Regions from separate parts of the Mus musculus genome. Here all the other regions are linked to region 1. The links are chromatin loops, found by intact Hi-C in ENCODE. Cell type or tissue: left cerebral cortex. All regions are shown on one strand. Links, peaks and the distances in the headings refer to the core of each region. The heading gives the core; the rest is flanking DNA. Region 1 holds the start of Mdga2 (MAM domain containing glycosylphosphatidylinositol anchor 2). Region 2 has its middle 130 kb from the start of Gm25599. Region 3 overlaps Mdga2 (MAM domain containing glycosylphosphatidylinositol anchor 2). Region 4 has its middle 130 kb from the start of Rpl10l. Region 5 has its middle 350 kb from the start of Rpl10l.

Region 1 (6,414 bases), core at 702-5,701:
CCAGGAGGACTGTCAGCAGCCACACGAGACCGTACACTAAATCCATCTTCACGTGAACATGAACATATCCAGCCCAAGGGGGACGCAGTGGGACCTTCTGGAGGCCAGCGGCCAGCAAGGCGCGCTCCACTTGTGCCCGGGCCGAGTCGAGGTGCCCGGGAACTGCTAGCAATGGGAGGAAGCACTGTCCGTCTGTCCTTCCCTGGCGGCGGCCGTGAGCGGAGCGCTGGAGCCCCACACACCCCACACTCATGCACACACACACACACACACACACACACACACACACACACACACACACGCACACACACGCTCACACACACGCTCACACACACACACACACACACACGCACAAGCACACACGTATAAGCACACACACGCGGGAACACACTCCCACTACACAATACCCCAATACATGCACTCACACACAAGCCGCACTCACACCGGGCGCCTGGGAAAATCGCAGACGCCGGGGAGGAGCAGGGGGCGGTGATGGGAAGCAGAGCTGTGAGGACAAGTGTTCTTCAGGGAAGCGGCTCCGGGCTCCGGGCGCGGGCAAGCGGCAGGAGCGGGCAGGAGCCCTGGGGGCGCCGCGCGACGCGAACCGCGCTGGACAGCCAGGGAGCAGGAAGTGGCCTCTGACCCGGGCACGAAGCGGGGCTCCCTCGCCCGGGTTCGCCTTTACAAAGTAACTCGCGAAGGTCCCCAGAGGAGCGTCAAGCGGCGGCAGCGGCTCGCCCGCCCGCAGTCCGGAGCCCCCAGCCCTGCTGTCTTGCCTTCCCCCATTCCATCAGTTGCCATTGCAACGCCAATCCTGTTACACGACAGAGACTCGCATCGCCGAGCGGGGAGAGGAAGAGGAGGAGGAGGAAGAGGAGGAGTGGGAAACGGGGGATGGGGAGGAGGGAGCGGAGGAGGAGAGAGGAGGGCGAAAGGGTCCAAGCGGGAGCGGAGCGCCCGTCTGGAGCTCGCCAGGCACCAGCCTCAGCCGCTGCCGCCACCGCCACGGCTCTTCCAAACAGCCTTGAGCGCCCCGCCAGCAAAGAGGGTGCTCCTGGAGGCAGCACCAATCTCCGGAGCCAAAAGCAGAGTCCGAGCACCACCACTTGCAGGAGAGGGAGGATGCCGAGCGCAGAGCAGATCCGCACACCGTCCACGCGTGCCCACCCGTACCGCGAGTCCTCTTCGCTTCCGCGCCGCCCCCGCCAGGTGGAGGGGGTGGGGGCGGTGGAGACTGGCGGGAGTTTAGACCCGGGAGCCGCAGAAGGGCTTTCCCCACCCGGGCTAACGGAGTGCTGGCATCCGGAGCGGAACAGAGAAGCGGCCGCCTGCTGAGGGCACCCCGGCTGCGCGGCCGCCTTGCGGGCCGCAGTTGCGGCAGAGATGCCCAAGCTGGGCAGAGGAGCGTCCGGGGCCCTACGCTTGCTCGGGATCCCTGGATTGACGCTGGGGGTTGCGCACCGCGGAGGCGATAGGAAGGAGGAGGAGGAGGAAGAAGAGGAGGAGGATGGAGAAGCGGCGGACGCGGAGCGCAGGCGGCCAGGCTGCCGGGGAGGAAGGCTGTGTGTGGTCACGTTGTGCGCTACGTGCTGAGAGCGCGAGGCTGCTAGCCGCAGCCCGGCGACGTCAAAACCGAGTGCAGGGCTCGGGCGCCTTCCCCTGAGCCTCCTCTGCCTCCCGGGCTCTGCTCACCAGGGTAGGCACTGGTGCTCATCAGCTTGGACAGCAGTGATGGGCTCAGAGGGGTAGCAGCACCCAGCCTCTCTTCCACCCCGCCGAGGCCATCCCTGGTTCTTCCCTAGCTCCGCGGGGGCGAGGGCTGGTAATTCATTTCCGATGCCTCCGCTGGCGTTTGCACGCGGAAGGGAAGGGCTGGCTACGTCCTCAGACACGCGGTAATTACAGGACACCTTTATCCCCTTTCTGCCGTCCAAGGTCTTCCAGGAACTGTTCTGCTTGGCTAGAGGGCAGAGCAGGCCAAGTCATTGGAAGCTGCCTCAGTCTTCTCCATCCCTGTCATGTTTCCGTGGAAATGTGGTCATCATAACAGAGGAAGGGTGTTGGGGGGAAGGAAGGAAGACCACCAGGAGTTCAGGAAGAGTCGGTTTTATATATAATACCTCCTAAAGTTAAATGCTTGGAAAAGCCCCTCTCACATGAAAGACAGGGTTCCTTGAAACAGGGTCAGTTCTGAGGAGCTTAAAATTCTCCCTACTACAAAATGGTCAGAATGAGAAAGCATCTTTAATTTACACTAGAACAGGTGTAAAACTAATAAACTAAAACATAATGGGGAATATCCCACACAGTCTGAGTTACTCTAGTGTGTTTCTTTTTCAAATTAGGTTTTACTGTCTAGATCCACTTAGCCAAAATATGGTAAGTGAGTGAAATGGTTAGACGCGTTTATACATGTGAGAAAGTTATTTTCAGGGAAATGTAGAGCACGGTATTCATTTATTTGTCTCCATAATACACTGGCATAATACACTGCCATTGTGGGTATAAAGAACATCTCCACTAAACTAAATATAGGCTTTTCTTCTCCTATGAAACACTATATAGGGAACTTACAGAATGAATTAGCTGGCTTATTTAGCCAATATATTAATTTCTTCTTGAAATTTAATATTCTTCTGGCTACATTGACTAAACAGGCGTGATTTTGTAGTCATACCTTAGCACTGGCTACTTCAGGCCTCCAGGTGGTGAGCCTGAGCCAAGCCTGAAAGACAGGCAGGGGGTGTCTTAGCAGACAGAAGGTACTAAGACAGAGCCATGGCCCCAGAATTTAAGGGATTAGCCAATTAGAGAGACTTCCTGCAGAAGTAGTGTGATTCACATCTTACATCACTGGGATTTTTCTTTATACTTATGTACAGAATATGTGTTATAGGGGATTTAACAATTTAAACAATCCTCCATGACATTGCTAATATGATCCATTCAACAGTATTCTGGCTTTAGCGTGTAAAATTGTGGTCACTATCATTTGTGATGTCAGCTCACATAAACTTTGAGATTATCCCCTGACAACTTGAATCATTTTAGGTACCTGTTGGACTTGTATTAACTACAGTTTCAGCTGATTAAATAGTCATTTAATATTTACTAATTCCTTCTCTATTCTCAAATGTTTTAACCTAAATAGAATGATGCCAGACACGGCCCTGAAGGATTCATAGGATCCACTTAAGGTAGTGGGATAGAAATAAGGTAGGGAAGATCTGGTGGCACATGCCTGAAATCTCAGTACTCACACAGTTGAGGAAGGAGGATGGTAAGTTCAGTTCAACATGTACTACACAGTAAAGCCCTGTCTCAAAAAAAAAAAAAAAAAGGAAAATGAAAAATTGAAATACTAATCTGGATATAGAGCTCAGAAGGGAAAATGCAGAACTTCAATGGCAAATCTGTCTTCATTTTCCAATCTACTCCCTTATCATAATATAAATACTATGCTATATTTATTCTACTTCCTATTCCTCTGGATGCTAGTTATATCACACAAACTCTCATCCACACTACTCCCTGGACTAGATTATAAAAGGAAACAGGCATGAGAAAAATATCATTTTTTATCTACAAAAAATCTTTTGGAAAGTCTACACAAAACCAAAATTCATACCTACCTATGTGTGTTTTCTAGTTCTTGCTCACAGATTCCTGACCCACACCAGAGCTTGGTGTGGCTATTATCCAGCCTGGTTAGCTGCACATCTCTAGTTTAGTCAGATAAGTTCACTTCTAGTATTTCTAAAACTTGATAAGCTCCTAAGGGCCTAAAGGGAGACAGTCAGCCTGAGAAAGGAACAAAACACGCAAAGGAGAGCCCTGGACAAAGCAAATTCAGAGTCCAGTAAGAAAGGTAGATGGCTGGCAAAGCCTCCATATGCAGAAGCTGGTCTGGGAGGGTGTAGATGGTGTGGCTAGGGCCTCATATTCACCATGGCTGCTGCTTAGAGGTACCTGGTCAGCTGAACAAAATCAAGAATGTCAAAGCTCTTCACAATCTTCAGAGAGCTTTCACTCATTTGGCAAAGAATATTATTGCCTTATAAACTATACATTTGGAAAGCAAAGCATTCTAGTCCCTAGTTCTAGACTTCTGGGATTTCATGACCCACTCCAGATTTCTGTACCAATTTTAATCTTGAACCCCTGATTAAAAGCCTATCCTCACTGATAATAGATATTAGCCCAGAAACTTAGAATACCCAAGATACAATTTGCAAAACACAAGAAAATCAAGAAGAAGGAAGACCAACGTGTGGATACTTCATTCCTCCTTAGAATAGGGAACAAAATACCCATGGAAGGAGTTACAAAGTTTGAAGCTAAGATGAAAGGATGGACCATCCAGAGACTACCCCACCTGGGGATCCATCTCATAATCAGCCACCAAACACAGACACTATTGCACATGCCAGCAAGTTTTTGCTGAAAGGACCCTTATATAGCGGTCTCTGGTGAGGCTATGCCAGTGCCTGGCAAATACAGAAGTGGATGCTCATAGTCATCTATTGGATGGAACATAGGGCCCCCAATGGAGGAGCTAGAGAAAGCACCCAAGGAGCTGAAGAGGTCTGCAACCCTATAGGTAGAACAACAATAAGAACTAACCAGTAACCCCAGAGCTCGTGTCTGTAGTAGAAGATGGCCTAATCGGCCATCACTGGGAAGAGAGACACCTTGGTCTCGCAAACTTTATATGCCCCAGTACAGGGGAATGCCAGGACCAAGAAAAGGGAGTGGGTGGGTAGGGGAGCAGGGCAGGGGGGTGTATAGGGGACTTTCGGTATAGCATTTGAAATGTAAATGAAGAAAATTGGGAAAAAAAAAAGCCTACCCTTACATATCATAGCTTTGGTAGTTTTAGTAACCTGACCTAGAATAATTCTCGCTCCTTTGAACTCTTACTATTCTGATATCATTTTATGGACTATAGAGGCAATATTCAGTGTGGGGTAAGAAGATGAATGACTTTAGGGAAACACAAAGCACTGACATTAACATCCCCTGGGCCTGAGACCCACAGGATGGACTTAACATTGTCATCACATAAAAGAGGAGGAAAATGAGACGCCATACTCAGAATCTGGCAAGGGGGCAGACGAGGAATTAATTTTAATATTGTTCTGATAATATTCATCATACCAGAGCTTTCATGTGTGAGGTTAATGACATATGATTTCTGTCTTGCATTAGCTGACATCTTACTATCTCCAGTTGCTTGAATATGGTGAAGCATTACATTGCTGGCTTTAGTCAGAATTCATCTGCCCCACTTCTGTCCATTCGCATCGAATCCTGCAGATTTTCTCTCTGAAAGGGTTTGGAAGTTCAGTACTTAGGAATAGCTTAATAGCTCCCGAAGACTTGAAAAATTGAGAGCACAATTCTGCTTCAAGATTATTTTTTCAAATGTTCCATTTCCTGTTGTATCCTTGGAGAACTCCACAGCTTAAATATTAATAGAGAGAAGTTCCCACATATCACTGTGCTTGACTTACTAGCTTGAGAAAAAACACATTAGTATGACAGGAAGCTAAGACTTTGGGGACAACAACAAACCAGATAAAAGGCAGATTAAAGGCCAGTATCTGAGTTACTCCAAATTTTTTTTTTTTTGAAAGCTTAAGTACAGTTGCTGGTGACTAAGTGATTTGATTAACCCAAAGTTTGGGTATAAAGGATAGAAATAGAGATTGACAAAAAATTTCAATGAGATTTGAAACAGCGTACAGATGTCTAGGCAATAGAAAATAAAGGGAAGGAAATTTAGATCCTAAACAGGTGATTGTTTTCATTTGCCATCACAGAATATTTATGGAAATGTGATATTTCACATTCTCCATCAGATCCTGCTTGCTATCCTGCTAACAAACTACTATCTCAGCCAATGGTTGTAAAGTGTAAGCAGGAACCCTGAAGGAGTTTGTCTGGCTTGCTCTTGCACAGTTCTCTTTTTGTTCTTGTTAAGTGATGGTTTGTTGGGTGGTATTGGAAAAGATGGTCTCCACGCCCCCGTTCACCACAGACTGTCTCTACTTTAATTCTGGCACTTACCCTGATACATCTGAGGCTCCCATGTTCATTATAGCCACTGAATCGGAATATTCCAATGTCCTCATTTCTCATTTTCAGGTTTGCCCAGCCTCCAGCCACTGAAGTACATCTCATTTGCAGCTTTTGAAGCACTTGTATCAAAGATAAAGCATGATTCAAAGAAACTTTCTGCACATCAAATTTGTGACGTATAAAGAACATGCCTCTCTTCCTGTATCTACTCCCACTCACATGCTTCTTCTCCCCTACTTGGCCCCTTTCATTGTAATACTCCCACCAGGTCAAAAGGATTTCCTTGTAAAGATATTAAAATGCATGCTAATTCAATTATCTGCTTCCTCCACT
Region 2 (6,414 bases), core at 875-5,874, 1.8 Mb before region 1:
TAGTGGTAGCTAAAGGAGGCCTAATCATATTTCTCATATTTTAGAAGCTACCATTGCTTTCCTTAACTTCATGAAGTTTAATTGCCACCTAATACCTATTGCTGGTATCTGAAGAACAGTATGGGTATAATTTTCTAAGAAGGAATAACGACTAGAATTTATACTCAATATATAATCACTTTCTTCAACAGAAAAGTCCTTTTTTTGGCTTCCATTCGAAGAATTTTTTTTTCTGGACACGTGAAAGTAAAACTCTAGAAGGGCTCATTGTGTAGACAAAATGCTTTGTGTGGTTGTGCAACCAGAAATTATGAGTTGAAGACCAACTTCAACATGAATTCAATATTGGACAGACAAGTTGTCATTTCCCATCAATTTATACCTAAACATAAAATAAAGAACATTCTTCTAGCTCACTTACTTCACCAGTTGGTATAGTTTTCTTTATTGCCAATGCATGGTGTGCTCAGCAGTGTGGACAACATGAGAATTGTTAGTTCAGCATCCAGCAGACCGATGCTGTTTTAGTAACTACCAGAAAAATTCCATAACTGTTACATAATTAAAAGAACTAAAAAAAGAACTGTAAAATTAAAATCATAAAGATTTTTCTATAAACTTTGTAGAATGTTAGTACATGTTCCTACATCTATGTCCATGTGGGTAGCACTAGCTGGATTGAAAAATGACTGGTTAGGGAGGTGCGGAAGATCAGGGAGGAGTTGGAGAAGCAGAAAAATATGATGAAAATATTGTATGAAAAAAACTTCAAATAAAAGTGCCAAGACAAGAACAAAAATACCCCCCAAAACACCCCCCCAACCACCACCACCACCACCACTACCACCACTACCACCACCACCACCACCACTACCACCAATAACAAAGTCCAAGAAGTTGGGAGGGGGAAGAAGAGAGGGAAAGATGGAGGGTGGACTTGATGGAAAAATACTATATGCATGTATGAAATTCTCAAACAGTAACAAGAATTTAAAGGAAAAAAGGAATCAAAAGAATATATAACGGGTAACATTCTAAAGTTTCAAAGATCTTACTCATTCTCAGGGCCTTTTCTGGGATTTACATGATGAGCTCAGGTTAACACTCTAGAATCAAATACATTGTATGGAAAAAAATAATCCTTAGGAACAAACTCTGACAATGGGTCTTCCAGAGACCCTTTGAATTGTATGAACACAAAGATGTACTCTCACCAGTCTGTCAGACACCAAATATTCAAACTGTTGCACTTTATGCGGGGTAAGGGAATTTAGAAGGAGGAACAGTAGGTAAAGCAATTGCTTCAAGTTGATGGGTTAAAAGACAACAGGACCATACTATCTGTAGTCTTTGGAATCTTAGAACAAATTGAAGAATTAGTATTGTAATTTGTAACCCTTACGAAGAAGCATTTCTCACTGGCCTCTACATAACTCCGAAGTTTACCCATCAGGTGGTAGCTCTGTTGCCATGGGAGCCTCTACCTTCCCAATCGCTTCGTATTTGTTGGCGTAATTGTCTTTGCCTGGTAGGAAGGACATTAAGCTTGGACCTCTGAAAGCAACATCCAACTGAGCTCAATTGCGCAAATAAAATGCTTTGTCCAGTTATGAAACTAGAAATTAGGAATTGGTGAATAACTTCAAAATGAATGAAGTATTAGACAGAGACAGGTATACCTGTCCCATCAATTTATAACTAACTATGAAATAAAAACATTCTTTTGCTCCATTTTCTCAAGGTTGGGAACATTTTTGATTTGAAAGCAACAAACTGACTTTCTTTTTCTATGTGAGGAGGTGACCACATGTTGAGTATAAATTCTGATCCTACTCCTGTGTTTTTTTCCTGGTATTCAATTCTCTTAGGAGAGCATGGTTAATTTAAAGGTCAGGAAAGCAAAGAGGAGGAGGAAGGAGGTGGTATAAAGGTACCTTGCTAAAGACACACATTGGAATTGTAAGGATACGTTCTCCAAGGAAAGAAAAAAAATGTTTTAGGCCTCAGTGGAGCTTGCTTGCTTGCACAGAGCACGGTCACCAGAGCAGTATGGGTGGTGGTGGTGGTGGTGGTGTGTGTGTGTGTGTGTGTGTGTGTGTGTGTGTGTGTGTATGTGTGCGTGTGTGTGGTTCATATCTCTGTAATTTTCACAGGACTACAGAAAGGATATCTGTGGAAGGCAGGAAGGCAGTTTAAGCTGGTATTGGGTCAAACTTAGAGACCCTGATTGGTTTATTTTTGGCATATTTAAGCACGGTGTTGTTTGGTGAAAAATTTTCTGGTGATAATTGACACAACTCCACATGCACAACAAAATATACATAAATCTCCTTGAGTAACAAAATAAGCCAATTCAGATCAGATGTGTGCAGTGGGAAGTATTAAAAAGAAACGGAAGCGATGCATTCCCGGCTCTTGTGCCTCTGCCCCAGCAGCCTGGCTGGCTTTGCACTGGTGGGCAATGGCCGACCTGTTTTATCCCATGGAGACGCTTACTCAGAACTCCACAATCTCTTCACCCAGCTCACTAGGTTCCCACTGTTGGGTTGTTACCACACCAACCCCATGCTTCAAATCCCCCACGGCCTTTGTGGTGCACCTCTGGCAAACCCATGCTTTGCTGCTGTACCTTTCTCTCCACTTTGTGAAGGAAAACACAACACAAATTTAGTTCAGAAACAATGGTAACTCAATCTCTGGGCACAACAACTAAAATCTAATCTTGTAAGCCTTATTAAAATCCAATTCCTCTTGGGGGTAAATCCTTGCGGATCCACCATGGTACTGGGAAATTCTAGCAGCTACATCTTACCCCTCTGCTGTCCCATTCCAAAGAGGACCTAACTCTCTCCTGCTTCCTCTCTTCCTCTGTCCAACACGGAATTCGCCCAGTGATTGGTTCCTTTATTCATTAGGGGATTGGTTCACAAGAAGCCACCTGAGTATGTGACTCATTCCTTATTCCAGACAGCCTCTACTGGGAGAGCAAGCAGCACAGAGCCATCCACAACAGATGTGACTACATTGAAACTCTTTGTAAAGTCCATAAAGAAACATTCTATAGGTAGACTAAGAAAAGCAAGGATTGATAAGAGAATTTGGAGAGCTTCAAAAAGATAAAACTTTATAATTTTTCTCTGCAGATCTCAGATAGGATTTCCAGACCAAGGCACAGAATTGCATTCATCCACTTGTAAAACAAAACTGATGGTAAACATGAATTTGATTTAAAAGAATTGAAAAATAAATGCAATGTGGTATTACTGGGTTACTTCTGTATGGCAATACATCATTTCCTGTTATCATAGGTGGGGTTTTATTAGTGCCTTTGTAGTTGCAGTTAGCAATTAGTGACTATTTAATTTTAACAGATAGGAAACACAATTTAAGCAAATGAAGTCATGGAGATGAGCAGAATAAGTACTCTGTACTACTGATTTCTTTTAGACAGGTATCCCTATGTAGCCTTAGTTGGCCTGGAACTCTTGAGGCTGACCTGGCTGGAAAATTAGAGATCCACCTGCCTCTGCCTCCCAAATGCTGGAGGGTTAACAGCGTACGTGTTCACAGCAACTGATACTCTTTTGGGTATCTTCTATTGCTCTCCATCTCATTTAGAGGCAAGCTCCCTTGGGATGTGGCCAGCTTGAGCAAAGGATTCCCTGTGCCTGTAGTGCTAGGATTACAGATAGCCACCACACCAAGCCTGTAGTTTGGGGATAACTACAGTCCCCAGCCTCTACAGGACTTTAGCCTCTCCTCTCCAGGCTCTGGTTTGTTTTATGTTCACAATACCCGCTTCACTGACGAAGAGTGTGGATGGAACCCTTCCACAGAAGATGATATCTGCAGTATTTTAACGTGGAGTAAGGACGTGAAAGGCCTTTTGATGGAACTGCGGAGCAATCCATGGGTGAAAACAGAACTACTACCTAGGACTTGCCTGCAGATGGCACTGGTGCTTCTTAGATAGAGAACCTCTTCTGTTCTGAACCTTTTCTGTACTGAACCTTTCCTGCTCTGTTCAGAGTTCACTGTGTACCTTGGAAAGGCTCATCTGTACTAGGAAAGTAAGATTTCTTGCAATAAGCACACACTTATCTGTGCGTGATTGAACCCCAGCCTGATTCAGCCAATTCTGCTAGAGGTCTGCTTTTCAATTAATGCATTCTCATGGACAATCAATTCTGATGGAGTACTCTTTTGAGTAGGGAAGAGGTCTGATACCAAAATCTCATAAAAAGAAAATGTCTTGGCTGATTCGTCCAGTTTGCCTCGTCTCAGAAAGTGTGACTATCATAAGAACTTGGGAACAGGTATTGTGTGTGTGTGTGTGTTTTAAAGTGAAAATGGTTCCTCATACCTGAATCCTGGACTATAATCTTACAAATTAGTTTGGTAATCTTACAAGTTAGTTCAGTAAAAATTTATCCAACACATCATGTAAGGCGTTGTGCCAGAGTGCTATGTAAGAGTCAAAGGTGCCCCAACAAATACGATGCCCATGTCAGATCTCTCAGAAAACGTGTCTGTGTGTGAGAGAAAATTAGTCTGGTAAATATACCAGTAAGATGTTATTAGAAGAAGGGAGGTTGCCAAAAGGAAAAACTGGGCAGGTTGCTAAGGAAAGCCATCTCCAGCTGAAGAGACAGGGAAAGAGGTAGAAATAGAATTCCTAGTAAGTGAACCAAATGAGGGTAGCAGAAGGTGGAAAATCATGACACGCTAAAATTGACTGATTTATCCAGGATTACTGTATTCCAGACTCTCTGTGAGGAACTCTAAAAGCTCACTGCTTTCCACCCTCTACCTCTGTGCTCTCCGGATGGTATCGATCCTCTTCCTGCCTTTGTTTCCCCATCTGTGAAATGGGAAGAGTGAGAGTCCTTTCCACAAAGGGTTGCTAGGAGGATTAAATTAGGTCATATATGTGCAAGCATCTGTTTTTTATTTTTAATTTAATTTAAAAAAACTTTTTATTGTTTTTTTGTGAATTTCATATCATGCACCCTAATTCTACTCACCACCCCTCATAGTTGTCCTCTATCCTTACCACCTCCCCCACAACAGAGGGGGAAAAATCTTGTGGAAGCTGTAGCGTGTCACAGAGTGTCCCACAGTGTACCCTTTCATCCACACTCCATTTATTTATTTATTTATTTATTTATTTATTTATTTATTTATTTGAACAGGCTTCACCGATTAGCCTGTCATTCATTCATTCATTCATTCATTCATTCATTCATTCATTCATTCATTCATATGTATATGATTATACTGTAGCTGTACAGATGGTTGTGAGCCATCATGTGGTTGCTGGGAATTGAATTCAGGTCCTCTGCTCACTGGGAATTGAATTCAGGTCCTCTGCTCACTCCGGCCCCTCCAGAAGAAGAGACGTCAGATCTCACTATGGATGGTTGTGAGCCACCATGTGGTTGCTGGGATTTGAACTCAGGACCTTCCAAACAGCAGTCAGTGCTCTTACCTGCTGGGCCATCTCATCAGCCCCTCGTCCACACTCCTTTCTTGCACATGTTCACGGCAATGACTCCTTGGTCTGGTATGAGACCTCTAGCTTCTGATGCTCCGCTAACACTGGGCCCTCTCTGAAGCTCCTCTTAAGCATTGTGTTGTTGCCCCATGTCATGGAGATCCCGACGTCTTGGATTCCTTAGATTGTTCCTTTCCTATACTCCAGCAGTTCGTCGATGGGGTAGATGGTGGGATGGGCCAATTTAAAGCCTTGGATCTGGACCTGACAGCTTACTGGCCTTACTGCTCTCACGCCCTTAGTGTCCCGCTCACCCAGCAATCTCTGCAACCAGGGTCATCTTTACCCTGCTGCCCAGGTCAGGTGCAGGGCCCACTCTTCCTAGTGCTGCAGGTGATAAGGGACAGGGAGAGTTCTTCTACTGCCATGATTCCGGGCCAGCCCTCCCTCCTGCCATAGGTAGTGAGGAATGAGGGAGGGGAGGGGGCATCTCTCCCTTATCTGCACCACCACCCAGCAGACAAAAGGCAGGACTGCCTCTCCTGTGCTCACGCCCTTGCGACTGGCTCACCTGAAACCCTACATACAGCGTGAGCTCTACTATGTTGCCCAGCCAAGGTGCAGGACTCACTTTCCTGAGTGTTGCAGTAAGTGAGGGGCAGGGAAAGCTCTCCTGCTCTGATGACATTGGGGCCATTCTCTTGCCTGCCTTAGGTGGCAAGGGGGAAGAATGGGGCATGTCTTTCTTGTCCACATCACTACTCAATAGACAAGTGGCAGAGCCATCTTTCCAATGCTCACACCCTTGGGGCCAGCTTGCCATGTTCCTGCCACCAGGTTCAGCTCTACTGTGCTGCTGAGGCTAGATGCAGGCCCCTCTCCTGAAAGCTGCAGCTGGTGAGGGGCAAGGCCAGCTCTTC
Region 3 (6,414 bases), core at 720-5,719, 130 kb before region 1:
TTGTGCTCCAGTCTTTAGTTGATCAGTCATGTTGAAACTGCACCTTAAATTGTGAGCTAAACCATCCGCTGAGGAGGGGTTTTCTTTTCCCCCAGGAGTATACTTATCAAAGCAACAGGAAAAAAAATAAGGAAAATGGTAATATTTTTAGGATGGATATTACACACATGCTTTCCACTTCTACATACATAGAACACATGCACACTCAAAGCCAATAAAAGTAAATTATAATCTTAAATATACCTCTGTTTTCATGGCTACATTGTAATCTAGGTATTGAAGTCAAGCCTCACACATGATAAGTACTCTAGCACTTAACTGAATCTTAATCTTTTTTCTTTTCTTTATTTTTTCTTTCTTTTTTTTCGTTTTTTTTTTTGAAAAGGGGTCCTCAGATGCTCTTCTGACATTAAGCTTGACCTGTATCCCAGAGGAGTCCTCTTTCCACTGTGGTCCTCTTACCTCAGCCTCCCTGGAGGCTGACATAATCCGCCTACACCACTAGTAGACATAGCCATTTGCATATATTAGCTCCAGAATACAGCAAGAACGAGGGTATCAAATTGGTCCCAAGTGTGTATTTGTCAAGTAGCATTAGTTCTTATAGGGTTATCTATTAGAAATCTAGGTAAAAAAGTAAACATTTCAGCTCCCTTTGTCATAGGAACACATGTACAGCTGAATCCACCTCATCTATCAGAAGGAAGTTTTTTACGTTTGTGGAAGGTCTTAGTTTAAGCACTGTCAACCTTTCTGAGCATAGTAAACTGGGCTTATACATCCTGGACAGTTGAAAAGTGAGGATAAAAGAGTGAGCTAATATTAGAAAAGAGAATGATTATAAAGATGATCACAGCTGTCACCCCAATTGACCTAGAGAGTATTTTTCATGGATCCGTATATTCCAGAATGGAGGTATGAGTGGACAGTTGGGAAGTTCAATAAATGAACAAGCAACAAGGAAATGGTTTGGCTTTAGATTCAGCTGCTCCAGCATCAACCATGAGCATGGCTGCCTTAGTAACAACCCTGGCTCTCTGATCCACGCCTCTGACCACCTGATAAAGTACTGGCAGAGCAAAAGCAGAAAGATGAGGAAGTGTGAAGGAACCTTCCTGTGAGGGCTATACTGAAACATGTATAGAACACTCCCCAGGAACTTCAAAATTCTCTGGAGAGAGGATAATCAATGTCTTATTGATCAATTTGGAAAGGCAAAGGAAAATCAATCCTAGAAGAATACAGTCAAATGCTAGAAATCCCAGACTGAGAGCTAAAAATTGGAATTTGAATGAGTTTTTGTTGATTTCTGCAGTTTATTTAGCATCATTAGAATTACCAACTATTTAACATTCATTCAGTCTCATATCTTAACACACGAATAGAGAAATAAATAAAAATCAAATTAAGTAAATTTGATTCATGTCAGTTACATGGTTGGTTTTATGTAAACATTGCTCAGAAATGTATCCTGCGTAAGCCTGGGTGCCATTTGGTTTTGCTATAACTGTTCAGAAAGGATTTTCTTGGAATATATTCTTTGTTCTTCAAGGAGCCACTTCGTTTTTCTCCCTTGAGCATTCAAATGTAAGTCAGCTACTTAGTTTATTGAGGTTAACTCCTAATTTTGGAACATTAAGTAAAATACAGAGTTTAAATGGAATGGAAGTAATTTCATGTCCTACATTGGCAGTCAGTGGAAAGGGCTGCTTTTCTAAAAGTGAGGGGTGAGGATGTGTAGTCATGGTGATGGCTTTGCTGTTTCCTTTAAAACACTACACAGAGCTTACCAGCCTTGTGTCAGAAGAAAGTATAAACAGTGCTTTTGACTTGTAGGGAGTGAAGCTCAGTTATGCAGCAGCAGGCTGAGCCAAACAAATAGAACATATCCTAGGAGCGATGGCATCTTGTACATGTAACTTATAGACAGAGAGAGGAGGGGCATGTGGAGAGCAAGAGGGTAAAGAAAGAAATAGAGTGAAAAATTTCATCGTTAATTTCCTGCCAATAGTTGCAAAATAAATGAATTTTATACTAAATCCTCTGAATTGGTTAAGTTTTCAGTCACAGAAATAATGCATAACCAACCACCACCAAATCTAATGGTTTAAAACACCACTAGTATATCCCCCTTCCAGGTATCATTCAGTTTGGTTGGGAAATGGCTGGATTAAGGTGCTTTTGACCAGTCTTGTCTTCTATATAGGTTCCTCAAAGTTCCTATTCCTCTTAGAATAACAAGCTTGCCAGGTATCAGCAATGGCAAAGACAGGGTCCACGGTCAGCCACACAGCAAAAGCTATGTGTGTGCCCATATCTCTAACTATTCCAATGAACCAAGTAAATAATGTGGCTCTCTGGAGGGTAAGAACATGTCTTCCCTCTCAAGTTCAATGAGAATATAAAGGGTGATGATGAAGAACAAGATAACCAACTTAATCTAATCATTTAATTTACAAGGACATAGGTAAATAGAAATTACCCAATGAGATATGAAAATGTATTATTAAATACATAATTAATGTTGCTTCTTCAGCATATAGTTTTGTATTTATGAACCACATCTGCATCCCTGTGTATTTCATATACAAACGTAATATAAATATCAATACAACACAAAGAAAGCCATTGACTAGCTCTGCTTTCTGTCCCTTCTGTAAGAGGAGTTCCCTGTGATTTTTACATTGCTGGAAGTAATGGGAGTCCCAAACACTTTGTCACTGAATATGAGTTCACTACACTCTATTTAGTATTTACTTACACAGTCAAAATTCCAACAATTTGTAATGTTAAAAATATAATAACCAGAATATGTTAATATTATTTTAATAAGTCACTGAGAAATTTATAAAGGGAAAAATTTCAAACAAGATAATGCAGAGCTAATAAGAACCTATTTACAAGATGTTAACAGCTAGCTTTTTACTTTAAATTAACAAGTTTATTGAAATCTTACATAGCCTTACCTAAAATTTTTCTAAATTCCTTTTTATATATATAAAACCTTGTCTAAAGGGTAGTCACATAGTAGACTAAAGTGTAGTCACATAGAAGTAGACACTTTTTGGCATCCTTCAGTAGTAAAATGTGGCGCTTACTCTAAGCAGGTAATTCAACCTTATAGACCACTCTACAGAGAATAACATTTTTAATTGGAGAATCCATGAAGGAAAGCAAGAAGTGGAATAGAGGTCATGAGATTGTAGAAGAATTTAAGAACCGTGAAATCTAGAAAAAGGAGTTCCTTTAAATGTGCAACTGTCACATAATACACCAGCTGTTGACACAGGAGAATCAATGCTACTGTGCCATTGAAGAATTCATCTGAAGAGGAATCCTGGGGGCTGCTATTATCCTCTGTACCTCCTCTCTTTCAGGGAAATTTAAAAATAGGCAGAAGCTAGTTACAGTAGTAAAATGTGTCATGTTACTGTTTAAATTCCTCAGAGACAGATGGCTAATTTGACTAAACCAACCTTTGTTTACACTGGAAATGATCCATTGATCTTAAGCCAAAAAAATATGGTCTAAACTCCCTTCAGTACTTCAGATTCCACGATAATTCCAGGGTTGCTAAGTCTCAGAAGAACAAGAGTACTATCTCAAGAATTTTTTCAAAGATTGAAACAATTGAATGTGTTTATACCACTAAACTTGTAGGAACCTGACTTGCCAAGAACAACATAAAGTATAATAAGCATGATCAGCACAGATAGTTTTTTGTCCTCAAATACTTTTTACTGTAATAAAATTTTGCTAAATGAAAAATAGTGTTACCACAATTAATATTTAAGACAATAACAATTCAGATCCTTTATGTTTTATTTTTAATTATAATTCACATTTATATTATATATTTATTGTGTTGTATAACATATTCTATTTTTGCTAAAATATATAAATTATAATAGAATTTATATTTTAAAAGATCAATTAAATATTAATTCTTTAGGAAAATCAATAGTTAAGTAGTATAGATTCTCAGGACACTTAGACAAACAAAAATACATTTACTGGGTATTGCCTTAGGGACTAAATGAAATTACCAATAAGTTTCCTTGCATCAAAATATTTTATTAAATCTTGTTAGGAATACTGTCACATTTGTGTTTTTTCTTTTAATTAATGATATCTGGTCTCTAAATTGTTGTATGTGTACCATGTGAACACCTATGACATTAACTTCATTCTTCTAGTAGAAAATGCCACTCCACACATCATGCTGTAACACTCAATCATAGATCAGGTACTTCAGTATTAAACCTGAGCAAGGGTTCCCATAAATCATCCTCCTCATTGAGGTGTAATTTTAATAGAAAGATCCAAGAAAGCAAAATCCATAAGAAAATCCTTAACAGTAGTGTTTCCCAAAGTTAAAGTATCTCTATTTCTCACTGACAGACACACATGATCTTCCTATTACATCTGTTGTATAACAGTTTCTTCCAAAATTGAAATATAGCATCATTAAAAGAGGCTCCACATGTCTTACAAAAATACGACACTTACAAATTTCAGCAAATAACTCTCAAGCACAAGGAAGTTTCTGAAACCTAAAAAAAAAAATTCACAATACCAAACAGTCAAATTTATATGAATTAATTTTTGCTGAGGTGAAGAGACTCTCGGAGATGTTAGACTTGCCTACCAGTCTTATAGGCTGATTATTTTATAGTACTTTCCTCTAAGATTAAAATCTACAATCTTGGAGGAAAATACATCAATTGGACATGGGATGTTAGAATGGAGTTAAAATAATGGAGTTAAAATAATGGAGTGTGTTATAAGAAGAAAAGCATTCCATTCCACAAAAAAAAATCTGGTTAAAACAGAGAATATGCTAAGGTGAAGCAGAAAATTTCACCAGGCAGGAAAACTCTTTAAGGGCAAGAAATAGGAATTCATAGATTTCAGGAAGTACCTGAAACGAACATTTTTCATCACAAACACACACACACACACACACACACACACACACACAAACACACACACTTTCCTCAAGCATATATAAGCATAAGAAATTCTAAGCGGCATTTTTAGGTAAAATGAACCATCTAAAGGAGATCAACTGAACAGCATGAAGAAAGAAGCCAGCTGAAATATCTAGAAGTGGAAAGCAGCCAAGCTGCTGGGAAGAGGCTCAGACCAAATGAGCGATGTGGCAAAGATATGGCACAGCCTGTTGACCTTCCTACAGGTTATCAGGTGCTATTCAGATTTTTAGCATTTGTGATGTGTCATCTATGCTGCATTGGGTATTGGTCATACAGTTGTCTGCAAGTAATTTCTTCTCTTGTAAGTGACCTCTCACACATATTCTTGTCAATAAACACAAGACTTTCCTTATTTGTTCTGTCATCAAATCCCTAACTGAGGTGAATAGACATTTGTTCACACCTTGCAAAAACAGTGTCATACAAGAGTGCCCTAAAGATGCAATTTATATTGTCATCTGGTTTTTAAATCACCCATATCCCAGTAAGTAAGCCCTCACCTATATTTGTGCTAATAGCCCTATATACTCATTAATTTTCTGAGCTTCACATAAGTAGAATTAATTTTTGGTTTCTCAGCAGTCCCCTATGTGTATTGAATAGGTGTTTCTCTGTATTATTCCAAGAACATCACACAGTAACATGTTGCTTTTATTATTCCCATCTTAGGCTTTACCTAATCATGATATAATGTGTGTGTGTGTGTGTGTGTGTGTGTGTGTGTGTGTGTGTGATTTCATTCCTCTCTTACACATTCAATCCTTGCCTATTCTAATTACAAAACAGTTACCCTTTTATATAGATACTAGATTTTAGTATCTCTCTCTCTCAATATATACATCTATATCTATATCTAAATCTCTAAATCTCTAAATCTCTAAATCTCTAAATATCTCTCTCTCTCTCTCTCTCTCTCTCTCTCTCTCTCTCTCTCTCTCTCTCTCTCTCTCTTATTCCAATGCTATGTCAAGCAGATTATATATCTACATATCCGTGTATCTATATATCTATATTTAGTATATTACCTATGTCTATCTATATCTACACCTACACCTCTCTGTATCTATAATCTATATCTAGTTATCTACATATGTAGATATATCTTATTATGCATGTATGATATATGTAGATATGTTATGTAGATTATATATCTATAAAATCTATAGAAAGTTCTCTATAGATATTTATAAGACACAGATCAGCAACAGTAAGAATATCAACATCAGTTCAAAGAGTGGATATAGAATCCAAACAAAGAATATCAGAAATGTGTGTGTATGTATGTGTGTGTTCATGTACGTATGTGTGTGTATAATATATATATACACACATACATACATATATGTACAGAATGGCTTTTATCTTGTATCTCAGAGAAAACTATGGTTCTTTCTTTCTTTAGATACAGAGTATCACTCTG
Region 4 (6,414 bases), core at 593-5,592, 1.1 Mb before region 1:
GACTGGGTTACCTCACTGAGGATGATGCCCTCCAGGTCCATCCATTTTCCTAGGAATTTGATAAATTCGTAGTTTTTAATAGCTGAATAGTACTCCATTGTGTAAATTTACCACATTTACTGTATTCATTCCTCTGTTGAGGGACATCTGGGTTCTTTCCAGCTTCTGGCTATTATACATAAGGCTTCTATGAACATAGTGTAGCATGTGTCCTTCTTACCAGTTGGAACATCTTCTGGATATATGCCAAGGAAAGGTATTGCTGGATCCTCCGGGAGTACTACGTCCAATTTTCTGAGGAATCGCCAGACTGATTTCCAGAGTGGTTGTACAAGTTTGCAATCCCACCAACAATGGAGGAGTGTCCTCTTTCTCCACATTCTCACAAGCATCTGCTGTCACATGAATTTTTGATCTTAGCCATTCTGACTGGTGTGAGATGGAATCTCAGGGTTGTTTTGATTTGCATTTCCCTGATGATTAAGGATGTTGGACATTTTTTCAGGTGTTTCTCAGCGATTTGGTATTTCTCAGTTGAGAATTTGTTTAGCTCTGTACCCCATTTTTAATGGGGTTATTTGATTTTCTGGAGTCCACCCTCTTCACTTCTTTATATATATTGGATATTAGTCTCCTATCTGATTTAGGATAGGTAAAGATCCTTTCCCAGTCTGTTGGAGGCCTTTTGGTCTTATTTACAGTGTCTTTTACCTTACAGAAGCTTTGCAATTTTATGAGGTCCTATTCATCAATTCTCGATCTTACAGCACAAGCCATTGCTGTTCTATTCAGGAATTTTCCCCCTGTGTCCATATCTTCAAGGCTTTCCCCCACTTTCTCCTGTATAAGTTTCAGTGTCTCTGGTTTTATGTGGAGTTCCTTGATCCACTTAGACTTGACATTAGTATTAGGTAATAGGAATGGATCAATTCACATTCTTCTACATGATAACTGCCAGTTGTGCCAGCACCATTTTTTGAAAATGTTGTCTTTTTTCCACTGGATGGTTTTTGCTCCCTTGTCAAAGATCAAGTGACCATAGGTGTGTGGGTTCATTTCTGGGTCTTCAATTCTATTCCAATGGTCTACCTGTCTGTCACTCTACCAGTACCATGCAGTTTTTTATTATAATTGATCTGTAGTACAGCTTTAGGTTAGGCATGATGATTCCACCAGAGATTCTTTTATCATTGAGAAAAGTTTTTGCTATCCTAGGTTATTTGTTATTCCAGATGAATTTGCAAATTGCCCTTTCTAATTTGTTGAAGAATTGAGTTGGAATTTTGATGGGGATTGCATTAGATCTGTAGATTGCTTTCGGCAGCCATTTTTACTATATTGATCCTGCCAATCCATGAGCATGGGAGATCTTTCCATCTTCTGAGATCTTCTTTGATATATTTCTTCAGAGACTTGAAGTTCTAATCATGCAGATCTGTCCTTTCCTTAGAGTCACACCAAGGTGTTTTATACTATTTGTGACTATTGTGAAGGATGTTGTATCCCCAATTTCTTTCTCAGCCTGTTTATCCTTTGTGTAGAAAAAGGCCATTGACTTATTTGAGTTAATTTTATATCCAGCTACTTCATTGAACCTGTTTATCAGGCTTAGGAGTTCTCTGGTGGAATTTTTAGGGTCACTTATATATACTATCATACCATCTGCAAATAGTGATATTTTGACTTCTTCCTTTCCAATTTGTATCCCCTTGATCTCCTTTTGTTGTCGAATTGCTCTGGCTAGGACTTCAAGTACTATATTGAATAGGTAGGGAGAAAGTGGGCAGCCTTGTCTAGTCCCTGATTTTAATGGGATCACTTCCAGCTTCTCTCCATTTACTTTGATGTTGGCTACTAGTTTGCTGTAGATTGCTTTTATTATGTTTAGGTATGGGCATTGAATTCCTGATATTTCCAAGACTTTTATCATGAAGGGGTGTTGTATTTTGTCAAATGCTTTCTCAGCATCTAATGAGATGATCATATGGTTTTTGTCTTTGAGTTTGTTTATATAGCGCATCTGTTTTTAAACAAGCTATTAACTTAAAAGTTTCTGTAGCAACTCCTGGTTTCCTGATGGTCTCTAGTGAGAGAAATCTGACAGTACACTGGGTCACTGGGACTGTCTCTGTGACGGTTTGCTTGAGATGAGAAAGGATATTGCAGCTTTAGCAGTGTGGAATTGTGTGTGTTCTTGCATACTGTAATTGATTACATGGGCTGGTAAGGGGTGTCAAAGAACTTGACAGGTTGTGTTGATGCTCTTAGTTAAGTCTTGAAAAGTAAATATTAACACTACAGAAATGCATGACTTTCAATATATTTTTGTCTTTGTCTTTGTACAACTTTAACAAGTGAGTTTAAAATTATTTAATTTCCCTAGAAAAATAAGCACCATTTGGGAAAAAAAACAAAAAACAACAACTGGTGTTTCAAAGAACATAAATGCACTGTTTTTATTTTTATTTCTATTTTATATAATTTAAATTGACTTTTGTCATGTCTTTAAGTTTGAAACTGTTAAGCTGAATAAACTGAATAGAAACTTAAGCTGCAAATTGATAACTTCAATACATTACAGGGAACATATAAGTGTTTACACATGGCTTAAAGAATTGCATGTGCAGTGTGCATTCATACCACACTTGTAACTGCACATAACCCATGCACTCGGAGTTTAGGTGTTCACATGTAACCAGCTGAGTGTTTTTATAATAACTACTGCACAAATTGACAATAGGTCATAGGTCATTCTCTCTCTCTCTTTCTCTCTCTCTCCCGCCTTCCCTCCTTTTTGCTTCTCTTTCTTTTTCTCCTCTACTTCCTTTTCTTTCCCCTACCCCTTAATTCATGAAAAGATTCTATGGACTGAAAAGCGCTGGGGTGGGGGGGGCGGGGGTTGGGGAGAACTGAACTGCCTTGATTGACATGTCATCATTTCTTATTGTCTGATATTTTAAAAACTATTAGTCTTTCATTTTCAAAGTGGTGCTCTATTTCCCCTTTCTTGTATTCCCTCCAAACTCTCCCATATGCTGCTCCATGCTCTCTTTCAAACTCACAACTTCCATCCTGCCCGACAAGGTTGCTGCAGCACATAGGAGCCTGAAGCAGTAAGATTGCAACAAGTTCAAGACCAGTCTGAGCTACATATGAGTTCCAGGCTAGTCCATATTACAGAGTAAAATCCTGTCAAAAGTTCCAAACAATATTAATAACAGAACAAAGGAGAGTTTCAACCACTTCTCTTTGTGCTGTTCCTCACTGACTGTTATTTCTTATAATCCTGCAGCACTGACATGTGGACATTTAACCATTTTTCTCACCCTGGTAAATCTTGATGTTCTGGCTTTTCAGCTGCAGAAATGAAAAGACATCTGGGTAGACTTTTTCAGTGCCTAGATGCAGATCTGAAGAATGACGGGGCAACTCACATTGCGCAGAAAGCAATACAAACTGTGAGTCAGCTTTCATCTTACAGACATTTAGTGGTGTCTCAGCCATGTAAGGGGATGGGAGAGTAATCTTGTAACCGTAAGCTTTGTCGTGTAAAATAGTGGAGAATTTTACTTATATTCTCATTTCTAAGATGCATGAAAAATAAAACCAAAATGAATGAATGATTACATTTGACTTGTCTCATGGAGAGGACTTCAGTATCCCACTTCTACCTGTCCATCATCCATTCTGGCCTGCCATCATTTCCTCCTTATTAACCATAGCAGCAGGATGAGTTCTCCCATATAACACAACTGCATTAAATTTAAAGATGCTTATTTTAAAGGAAGGCAGTTTAAAGGAAGTTAAGGACAAAAGGACACCTCCCCCATAAAAAGACTCAGGAGTAAACAAATGCCCACTAGGATAACAGTATTCTTTCCCATACTTCATCTTTTTTGGAAGATACTCCTTGCTTCTCTCCATCAGGAGAGAAATATGTATAGGCTTAAAGAAAAAGATCATGTCCCTTAAGAAAAGATCTTGGGGGCTGGAGAAATGGCTCAGTGGTTAAGAGCACTGACTGCTTTTCCAGAGGTTCTGAGTTCAATTCCCAGGAATCACATGGTGGCTCACAACTATCTGTAATGGGATCTGATGCCCTCTTCTGGTGTGTCTGAAGACAGCTACAGTGTACTCACATACATAAAATAAAGAAATATTTAAAAAGTAAAGAAAAGGCCATCACTGTACTCATTGCAACTGTCCTACTTTCAGTTGCAATCCTTATATATTTCTTCTCAAAAGAGATGGGGGGGCAGTTGAAATAATAGCTGTACAACAAGAAAAATTAGATTTTTCTTGGGAACAAATGCCAGGAAATGGTAAAAATTCATAAAACATTAACAAAACAAGAGATCTTGTCTCTCTCACCATAAAAGTGATCAGGGCATAGATAATCTAAATATAAACTGAGAATGTTGTCATTCATACTTACCCTCTCACTGAAAATATCATAACCTCTCAGAAAATCAAACATGGAGCCGTAGCAAGGGCGCAGCAGACAGGAGCTCCTCCAGAGGATTGAAGTTCAGTTTCCAGCACTCATGGATTTTGGCCCACAAATATCTATAATTCTAGCTCCAGGGGATCTAACACCTCTGAGATCTGTGGGCACCTGCACTCATGTGCACAGACACACTCACACACCACATAATTAAAAGTAAAATAATTTTTAAGTGCCTCAAATGGAAGTTGGAGAGATAACCCAGCAATTAAGAGTCCTTGTGTTCCCACAGAGGACCAGGATTTGATTTCTGACATGCATGTGGTAGCTAACAACTGTTTATAATTCCAGTTGTAGCCTCTTCTGATCTCCAGCAACACCAAGTACACACATGTTGCATAGACATTCCTGTGTACAAAATACACGTGTGCTATTCCTGGTGTATTTCATGTTTGTTTTTATGTTCCTTAGTTTTAATTTACACTGAAAGAGAGATATAGATATTGATAGGCAATATCTTTCTACCCTATTTTTTGTTCCTACTGTCCCAGTTTTGTTTGGGTCCCAGCTCTTAAATTTACTGTTAAGGCTTTATCAGTATACTACAGACCCTTACCATGGTCTTGCTTAAAAGCCTGCCCCACTTGACACAGCATTCATAAAGCAAATTGCTTTCTTAGCATGGGAATTACTGCATTGTATTGCAATACCTTTTTGTGGGACCATAATCCCAAGGTCATTTTACTACCATTTTAAAATACATTCTCATCCTCAAGTGCAGATATGAATATTTACTTTCTATGCTTATTGTAACCTTATGCTAGATGTGGTGTATGGTTAAATCCAAATCTATATTAAAGTTTTCAGTATTTTACTTCCAGGTCAAAGGCTTCTTGCAGATTATTTTTGTTAGAGCAAAGCAGTTGAAGTATATGCCCATGTCCCCATTTCCCTGTCATGGATGTGTTACCAAGCCCACCTTCTCTGCACCTCCCTTGTCCTCACATTGCCAACTTCCTGTTTATGTGAGTCTTGATTAAACATACTGGTGTAAGCAAACCCACTAAGGGAACCCTGCTATGCACTGTCCCTACCAATTAACACCCAGAGCACATGCCTGTGAGCTAGACACTGAATCAGCCTGAACAATTAAAGAGTGGAAAGAACAAAGTGTGTTCATGGTGTTCAGTCTCAGTAGTGTCTGGTGTGGTACTCAGTCATGGCAGTTCGAGATTACAGCAAAATCCCCATCTACTGTTTAGACTGTTGCTGTTTAACTGTAACAAATTCTGGTAGAGGAATATTTAAGATTGTTTTCACAAAATCCACAAAAATTATTATCACATAATTCTTCATTCACATTTGTGTAGTGTAGGCATACAATTAATAATTGAATCATCACTGTTAGTATCATATTTTCTGCCCTCTAGATCAGCTGGTAGGGACTAGCCATTTCTGCAGTTAGATCTCAGTAACTACAGATCTTTTAGTGTATCTAGGTTTCTGTAGCAAAATAGCTTTACTTAAGTGGTGACAAACAACATTTGATCCTCACAGTTCTGGAGGCTGGTAAGTCCCAGGTCAAAAAGATGGTTATTCGTTGTTTCATGATAACTAATTTTCTGGTTCACAGAGAATAATTTCCAGCTTTAACCGCAAGTCAGTAGAAAGGGGCAAATTATCCTCCCTCAAGTTTCTTCTGCAATGATCCTAATTCCATACCTTTACATTCCAGGGTTCCCAACTTCCAATGTCATCACATTGTTGATTATGACTCATCACAGAAAATTTGAGGGGCACACGGGCCCAAAGATTATTAGATTGTGCTAATACAGTTCCTGAATGCCTGCTGTCCCAAACCTGAGTCGTAGCACTCTGGAAAATGAGGAAGTAAGAGTCCAAAGACTTAGAATCCCCAGTTCTCAGTGTATAATGGGAATATTACACTTCTTCTTCTTTCTTACTCTGCA
Region 5 (6,414 bases), core at 808-5,807, 1.3 Mb before region 1:
GATATTTTGAGGTCAGCTTCTGCAGTTCCTGTTGTCTTCATCCTCTATCTTACCTTAGGAGCATCATCATTACAGACATGCATATAATACCATGCACAGATTTAAGCAGACTCCAGCATTGGCCCTCAGCTCTCATTCTTGCCTCCTGAATAATTCAGTCACAGTCATCGCCATACTTACTCCATACATATTTCCATATATTTGTAAAAGGCAAATGAAAGATTACCTAAACATTTTGCTAATTTCTCTTTTTAAAAATAATTATACTTATAAAATTACTGATTGTACAAAAATTTACCAAATTATACATGGGAAGAATGAAGTTTGTTATATCTGAGGAACCTCTCATAAAATTGCTATTTAAAATGCATTGTTTATGGGGGAAATTAGAGAGGGGAAATGGGGATAGGTTTCATCATATTTTATTGTAAACATGCATAAAATTCTCATGAGTAAAGAGAAATTATTTACAATTGTTTACAATGTCTTCATATATTCATTAGAGCTTATAGAGAGTTTAAGTACTCAACAACATGAGCTGATTCTTTTTTTTTTTTGATGTTATTGGTTAAAAATTCTCAGCTTAGGTAAGAAAAAGATATTGTAAATGATGATTACAAAATTAGGAGGAAACTATTGTAACAGAGGAGGCCAATCTTATGCAAATGTCGACAAGGTCTAAACAGGGATGGAGTCTCTTTCCTAAGGGGAAATGAACAAAGCTGTATATAACCAGTGTTGGGTGGTCCTGGTGTAAGTGGCATGATCAGATACTTGAGAAAAATATTTTTTGAAGTAGCTGATCCCAATCAAGGTGTTTAAGAACAGGCCAGACAACATTGAAATGCTTGTTTAAACTCAAAGATAGGCCACACTTTAGAGACCAAGGAAAAAACTGAAAAGTCTGATTAAAGTTTAGTCAGTCAAAATCAGTAAGACCCTTTTCCAAAGTGGCAGTGGGGACAAGCAGCTTGACTATGAAGCAGATGACGGGAACTTAGAGAGTATGGTGTTTGCTTATCCTAGTAAAGCAGGGGCAGAGTATGATTGGGTCTTATGTAGGTGATGAACTGGTATGGAGATTCTTTATACTGGAACTCCATGATGTCCATCCTCAGATGAAGTTCAGTGTTGCTCGTGTTTTCTAATAATAATTCCTTCAAAACATGCTTTGGGTTACATTTTGGAAAACAGCAGCCAGCACAGACTGTTGGTGGAACAGATCCCAGACCACATTAAGCCAGTGAATTTGCAACACCCCATACATTATTAGCTGTGGATATCTGCAGCAGATGGGTAGGCTGAGAAGGAGGCTCAGGGTTTGTGGCACAAGAATTTTAAGAGTATAAAATATTGTCACTTTATTGTAAAATATCAAAGTTCAAAAATTTATGATTGCCTTGGGAAGAGTTTCTCTGGGCATCCTGATAAAAGTGGCTAGAACACAGTTTTGGCAATAATTGTAAGAAGTATTAAATATTTTATGAGAAATACATTAGTGTAAATCACCATTTTAAAAAGTGAAACATGAATCACTACCCAAAGAATTGGACTTTGGAGCAAGAAATTCTGATTTATTGTCACTGTTGATACTGTGTATGTAAATGCCATTTCTCAGAAGCATAAAACTCTGAGTATAATATATTGGTTAGTGTAAGCAGTATAATATATATATTTCAAGCTGTGGTAGTTTCATTAATCATATATTTTAAGAATTTTAAGCTTATTTTTATGAGGTATTGCATCCCATGTGGCATTGATATGCATGCCTAATTTATGGCTTGGCAAGTGAATTATCCTAGACTCTTTTATGCTCTTGATGTATTGATTTTCAGTTGTGATAGATCATTTTAGATTGTATGTCTTTACTCATAGTGATTTATCCTCAGAATCACAGAGACTGTGGAGCAAGCTGATGCAGCCTCGGAACACTTCCTATGGGCTATAAATGGAGTTGTTAACTGGAATTCTCTGCCCAAGTAGGGAAGCATATTTAGCAAGTTGAGAGGAATAACTTCCATCTAGGATCTAATTAGTTGTTGAATGGGTGCCATACAAAGTATTTTCATTATGGTAAGTATTTTACTTCCATATGTAATCTTTTAGCACATTGTTTTTTTATATATAAATAGGCAATGAAGCATAATGTCAAAGAAAGAAAATGATATCATCAAATTGTCCAAAAAGCCAGATAATACAATTATTGATTGCTTTTAATATTTGTATTTACCAGTACATGCCTACTAATTGACCTGAAATTTAACATCTCTTATTTTCTTATAGAAAATTTCCATTAAACAAGATTCCAATGGGGGAAAAAATTGCCTAGGTACCTAAAGTTGGGTGACCATGGAAAAAATTGCTCAAACAGAAAATTAAGAGATTTTAAAAAACATTCAGGCGCCAATTTTGGAATTTCTTCTTAGATTATATTTTGAGCAGTATCAAGACCACTCTGAAAAAACCATGCATCACTGTCACTGGTCCTTCTGGACATAAAACAGTGTGGTATTTAAAAGATTAGTCCTGTCTCCACAAGCATTACTGAGACATGCTAAGTATTTGATTAATATTATTGAGTGAGAAGTGGATGGGTTATTGAATGAACCTAGATTTCACCCATATAGTAACTATACATCATAGTGACCACAAATCAGAGACACGGTGGAGTGTTCAGTATTTCCTAGCAGTTTTGACATGGAAAAGTGACTCTACTCTGGGTTATGTGCACATATGCATTCATGTGTACCATGTTACGCAGTGGAGATCTAATTTTCAGTGTTTTTAGATCATCTGAAATTTCAGACACAATGTCTTTACAAATTAAATAAATGGTATAGGTAAACCATTTAGCAGTCTTTTCTAGTAAATTATACTCTCACTATAAGTAAATACCACCTGTTTATATAAATTTTTCATATTCTTCCATTAAACTTTATGGATCTTGAATAAATATGTCGACTGGCTTGATAATAACCTATAAATAATAAGACATAGTCTAACAGGTTTGATTAAGTGTAGTTTATTTTATGAGTTTGAGAAATACCTGTCAGTCTTTTTATCTAATTTTGCTTTAAATAACAAGGAACACATGATCTTTATTTTTTCTGTCTTCCTTTATGTTGTTGTTGGTTTTTCCCCCCTTTTTGAGAGTGTGTCACTTTTGTTTGATTTTATATTTGAGGCTAGTTTCATACTCAGGATAGAGTGCAGGCTGACTTCAAACTCATTGCAATAATTCTGGCTTAGCCTTCTGTGTGCTCGGATTACAGGTTGAGTCCCATGTTCCATAGTGGTTCTTCTTTATTTGTTAAAATGAAGTCGCTAAAATGAAATCTGAGGTTTAATGTTAACACATACTTTATACATAAATTTCAATCTACTCAAATTAATAAAACTCATTTTACAATTTGGGAAATCTGATGATCCTGTGACGTCTTTTCAGAAGAAATACATTTATTAAAATGACCACAAAAGAAAGAGTGTGCTACGGAATGATGTCCAGTTATCGTATGACCATATAGTTTTTTTTTTAAATAAAACACAGCCTAATTCTTATTATGCATATGCATATGACTTTAGCATTTATTTAACAAAAACCCAAAAAATTTTAGCCCAAAATTGCTGGTGATAAATGGCATTGCAAACAGGATAAACTGTTGAAACGTGATTAGGATTCTCAGCTGTTGCTAGACTTGCCACTAGATGTCACACAGCTCTTATTCTGTCTCCTCGCAGACCCGTTGTTGATTTTGCTGGATTTTACCTCCTTTACAGAATAAACTGCAGACCAGTGATGAATGTGGGACAGCCCTTCACTCATGTTTACCTCGGCATGAGCTATCTTAAAAGGAAACCATTTCATATGGAACCTTATTACTGGATAATGAGAAACATTCTCACAAGCTAGAGAGAAAATTACCTTTTAGAGCACCAGTTTTAAACTCCTAAGGGAAAGAATCTATACTCTTATTTAGAAACTGATCACACACACACACACACACACACACACACACATTTAATTCTGACAAAATTCAGTGTAGCTAAAGGACGAGGGACTAAAACTTAACAGACGTCTTTTTGCTTGTTATGTTTTGCTCACATCTTGCTATTTGTGCCATAAATCTCATAGCAACTTATGCTATCAGAATTAAAATTTTCTAGTCTGTAAGTAGTTTATGTGACAATTCCAGGTGACAATAAGTATTTAAAAATCATATTAACATGCTATTGCAAAACGAGGATTCTTAGAATTCTTAGAATGTGTGAGTTAACTGACTAGGAGGACGTCTTGAAGCTACCTAGATCGCCCAAGGAAAACTAGGGAGTGTGGAGCTTTTGAGGGAGTATGAGGCTGGGAATAGACTGAATTTGTCCTTGTTCCTTTGTTTCAGTCCTTCCCACTCAAAAGTAATTATATTTGTGAAGCTTATCTGTCTTATATAATTTCTTCACTCCCATCGCCACAGAATGCTCCCAAAGCGGTTGTCGAATGAAGTCATACCAACTCAAGCTTTAATTGAAAACACAACTCCTGCGTGTTCCCACACTACATTCCTCTGACGTTCTTTTTTTATGTATTTTCCTCAATTACATTTCCAATGCTATCCCAAAAGTCCCTTACACCCTCCCCCCCCGACTCCCCTACCCACCCATTCCCATTTTTTGGCCCTGGCGTTCCCCTGTACTGGGACATATAAAGTTGTCCAGGGATCCATCCCATAATTAGCCTCCTCTGACGCTCTTGCTGTGCTCTGCTCTCTCTTTGACACCAGCACTTCCATCCCCAGCTCCAACCTACTGTTTTAATTGGGGTTATACACACCCACACGCGCGCGCGCGCGCGCGCGCGTGTGTGTGTGTGTGTGTGTGTGTGTGTGTGTGTGTGTGTGTGTGTAGTATGGAATCAATATCATAACAGCTTTCATAATAGGTTCATGAAATACACACTTCTCACTTGAGTCTATCAATGTATTTCCAAAATGAAAATAGGATATTTTTATTCCAACTGAAACTTTTGATGTACTGTGAAAATTACATTTCATTTCCTGTGTTCACACACTATACACTGTTGGAATTGTAGCCCTAAACCAATTAAACCTATAGGTTGAATGTAGAAGGTCTTACAGTATGAAAATAAAGCCTTCACCTTTTCATATTATGGATGTTGTTTTCTAAATTTATAAATTCAGACTCAGAAAATTAATTTTACTTTTTATTTCATGGAATTCTCTTTGTTGCCTTTGAATCATTGTGCATGCTTTGTTTCCTAACCCCGTGTCTCATGTTTTCATAATGTTGGGTTTTTAATCAATATATATCAAATTCTATCTATTGTACATAAGCTTAATACAAAACTTATCATATGTCTATGTTAATATAATAACATTAATAACATTATATTAACATGTTAATAATAATATTTTATTTAAGGCAGTGATAAATGGCTTTGCCATGTAAGATGCATTCTTTCTGATTTCAAAATATTTTGAAGTTTGATATAATTATTCTATGAAGATTTAACTTAAGCAGTATATAAATTTATAACTTCTTTTGTTTTCCTGCATCAGTAATAATTGTGTTAAAATAAGATTTATATTCATTTTAACTCATATAGTGTCTATATAAAAATGTTTAACCAATGGTAGTAATTGCTTTTTAGGATGTACTCAGAGCATAACAGGCACATCTTGAGTCTATATACAATATCTGTGATTATATGTCTAAATATCACATGTTTGTTCCCTAAGGAACTGAAACTCAAATTTATATATTGGGTAGTAGAAACGTTTTCTAAAAAATGTCACTATGCTTTAGATTCCACTATTTGGGTGGACATCAGCAGTATGTGAAAAATTTATAAAAAAAAAATACTGCCTGGTAAAGCATATATGTTTGTCATTCCAGGGCTCACAAGGCTGAAATGGGAAAAAGAAGTTTGAAGCCAGCATAGACTACCAAGCAAGTTCCATGCCAGCCATGGATGTATGAAACTTTGACAAAATAACAAAGACTACTGATGATACAGCCACTCAACTCTGCTAATCATAGTATCTGAGGTTAGTCTTCTGGTGTATGTGTGCACATATACACATTTTTCATATCCACTCATGTGTGTTCACAACATTTCTGCAGGGATTTCTCATGGAGTCATTTCTGAATACCAGTTTAAATTTAAAATGCAGAATATTTAAACTGGTATTCAGAAATGACTGTTCTCAACTGGGAAAAAAGTTAGAATCAATAATTTTAGTACTGTCATATATTGTAAAAATCAATAAAAAGTAATGGACATATTTGTTGAAAAAACTTTGTGTTAATAATAGCAAACTATGTTCAAACTAAAAGCATCTTAAAATTATTCTTGGTCTATTTTTTTTTTCTGTAGAGGCCTCAATGATTGCATTCTTTTTG

What was found. Hi-C counts contacts between places; a loop is a spot of excess contacts. Peaks named below come from ENCODE experiments on the same cell type or tissue, not always from the same donor. Only the 100,000 strongest peaks of a DNase experiment are listed, where the experiment ranks them.
Region 2: it touches region 1 in a loop (3-fold over the local background); 4 of 42 quality-filtered maps call a loop at or near these places.
Region 3: it touches region 1 in a loop (2.5-fold over the local background); 3 of 42 quality-filtered maps call a loop at or near these places.
Region 4: a loop joins it to region 1, with 2.3 times the contacts of the local background. A loop is called at or near these places in 2 of 42 quality-filtered maps.
Region 5: it touches region 1 in a loop (7-fold over the local background); 2 of 42 quality-filtered maps call a loop at or near these places.

What each region holds. Positions count from the first base shown.
Region 1 is chr12:67,220,997-67,227,410 of GRCm38, forward strand. It overlaps Mdga2 (MAM domain containing glycosylphosphatidylinositol anchor 2), which reads right to left and starts at 1,553. Exons shown (of 17, transcript NM_001193266.1): 1 at 1-1,553. The coding sequence starts at 46. In left cerebral cortex, for the core only: a CTCF peak has its summit at 2,704; DNase peaks (open chromatin) are centred at 1,160, 1,605 and 2,716; H3K4me3 peaks cover 1,692 bases; H3K27ac peaks cover 1,568 bases.
Region 2 is chr12:65,398,235-65,404,648 of GRCm38, forward strand. No RefSeq gene overlaps it. Among named protein-coding and RNA genes, the nearest start is that of Gm25599, 130 kb to the right of the region's middle. In left cerebral cortex, for the core only: a CTCF peak has its summit at 3,941 (motif pointing right); DNase peaks (open chromatin) are centred at 3,971 and 4,735.
Region 3 is chr12:67,087,275-67,093,688 of GRCm38, forward strand. All of the region lies in intron 1 of Mdga2 (MAM domain containing glycosylphosphatidylinositol anchor 2), which reads right to left. Among named protein-coding and RNA genes, the nearest start is that of Mdga2, 130 kb to the right of the region's middle. In left cerebral cortex, for the core only: no CTCF peak of the experiment used is centred there; a DNase peak (open chromatin) is centred at 3,428.
Region 4 is chr12:66,149,757-66,156,170 of GRCm38, forward strand. No RefSeq gene overlaps it. Among named protein-coding and RNA genes, the nearest start is that of Rpl10l, 130 kb to the right of the region's middle. In left cerebral cortex, for the core only: no CTCF peak of the experiment used is centred there; a DNase peak (open chromatin) is centred at 3,432.
Region 5 is chr12:65,928,314-65,934,727 of GRCm38, forward strand. No RefSeq gene overlaps it. Among named protein-coding and RNA genes, the nearest start is that of Rpl10l, 350 kb to the right of the region's middle. In left cerebral cortex, for the core only: a CTCF peak has its summit at 3,694 (motif pointing right); DNase peaks (open chromatin) are centred at 1,914, 3,735 and 4,326.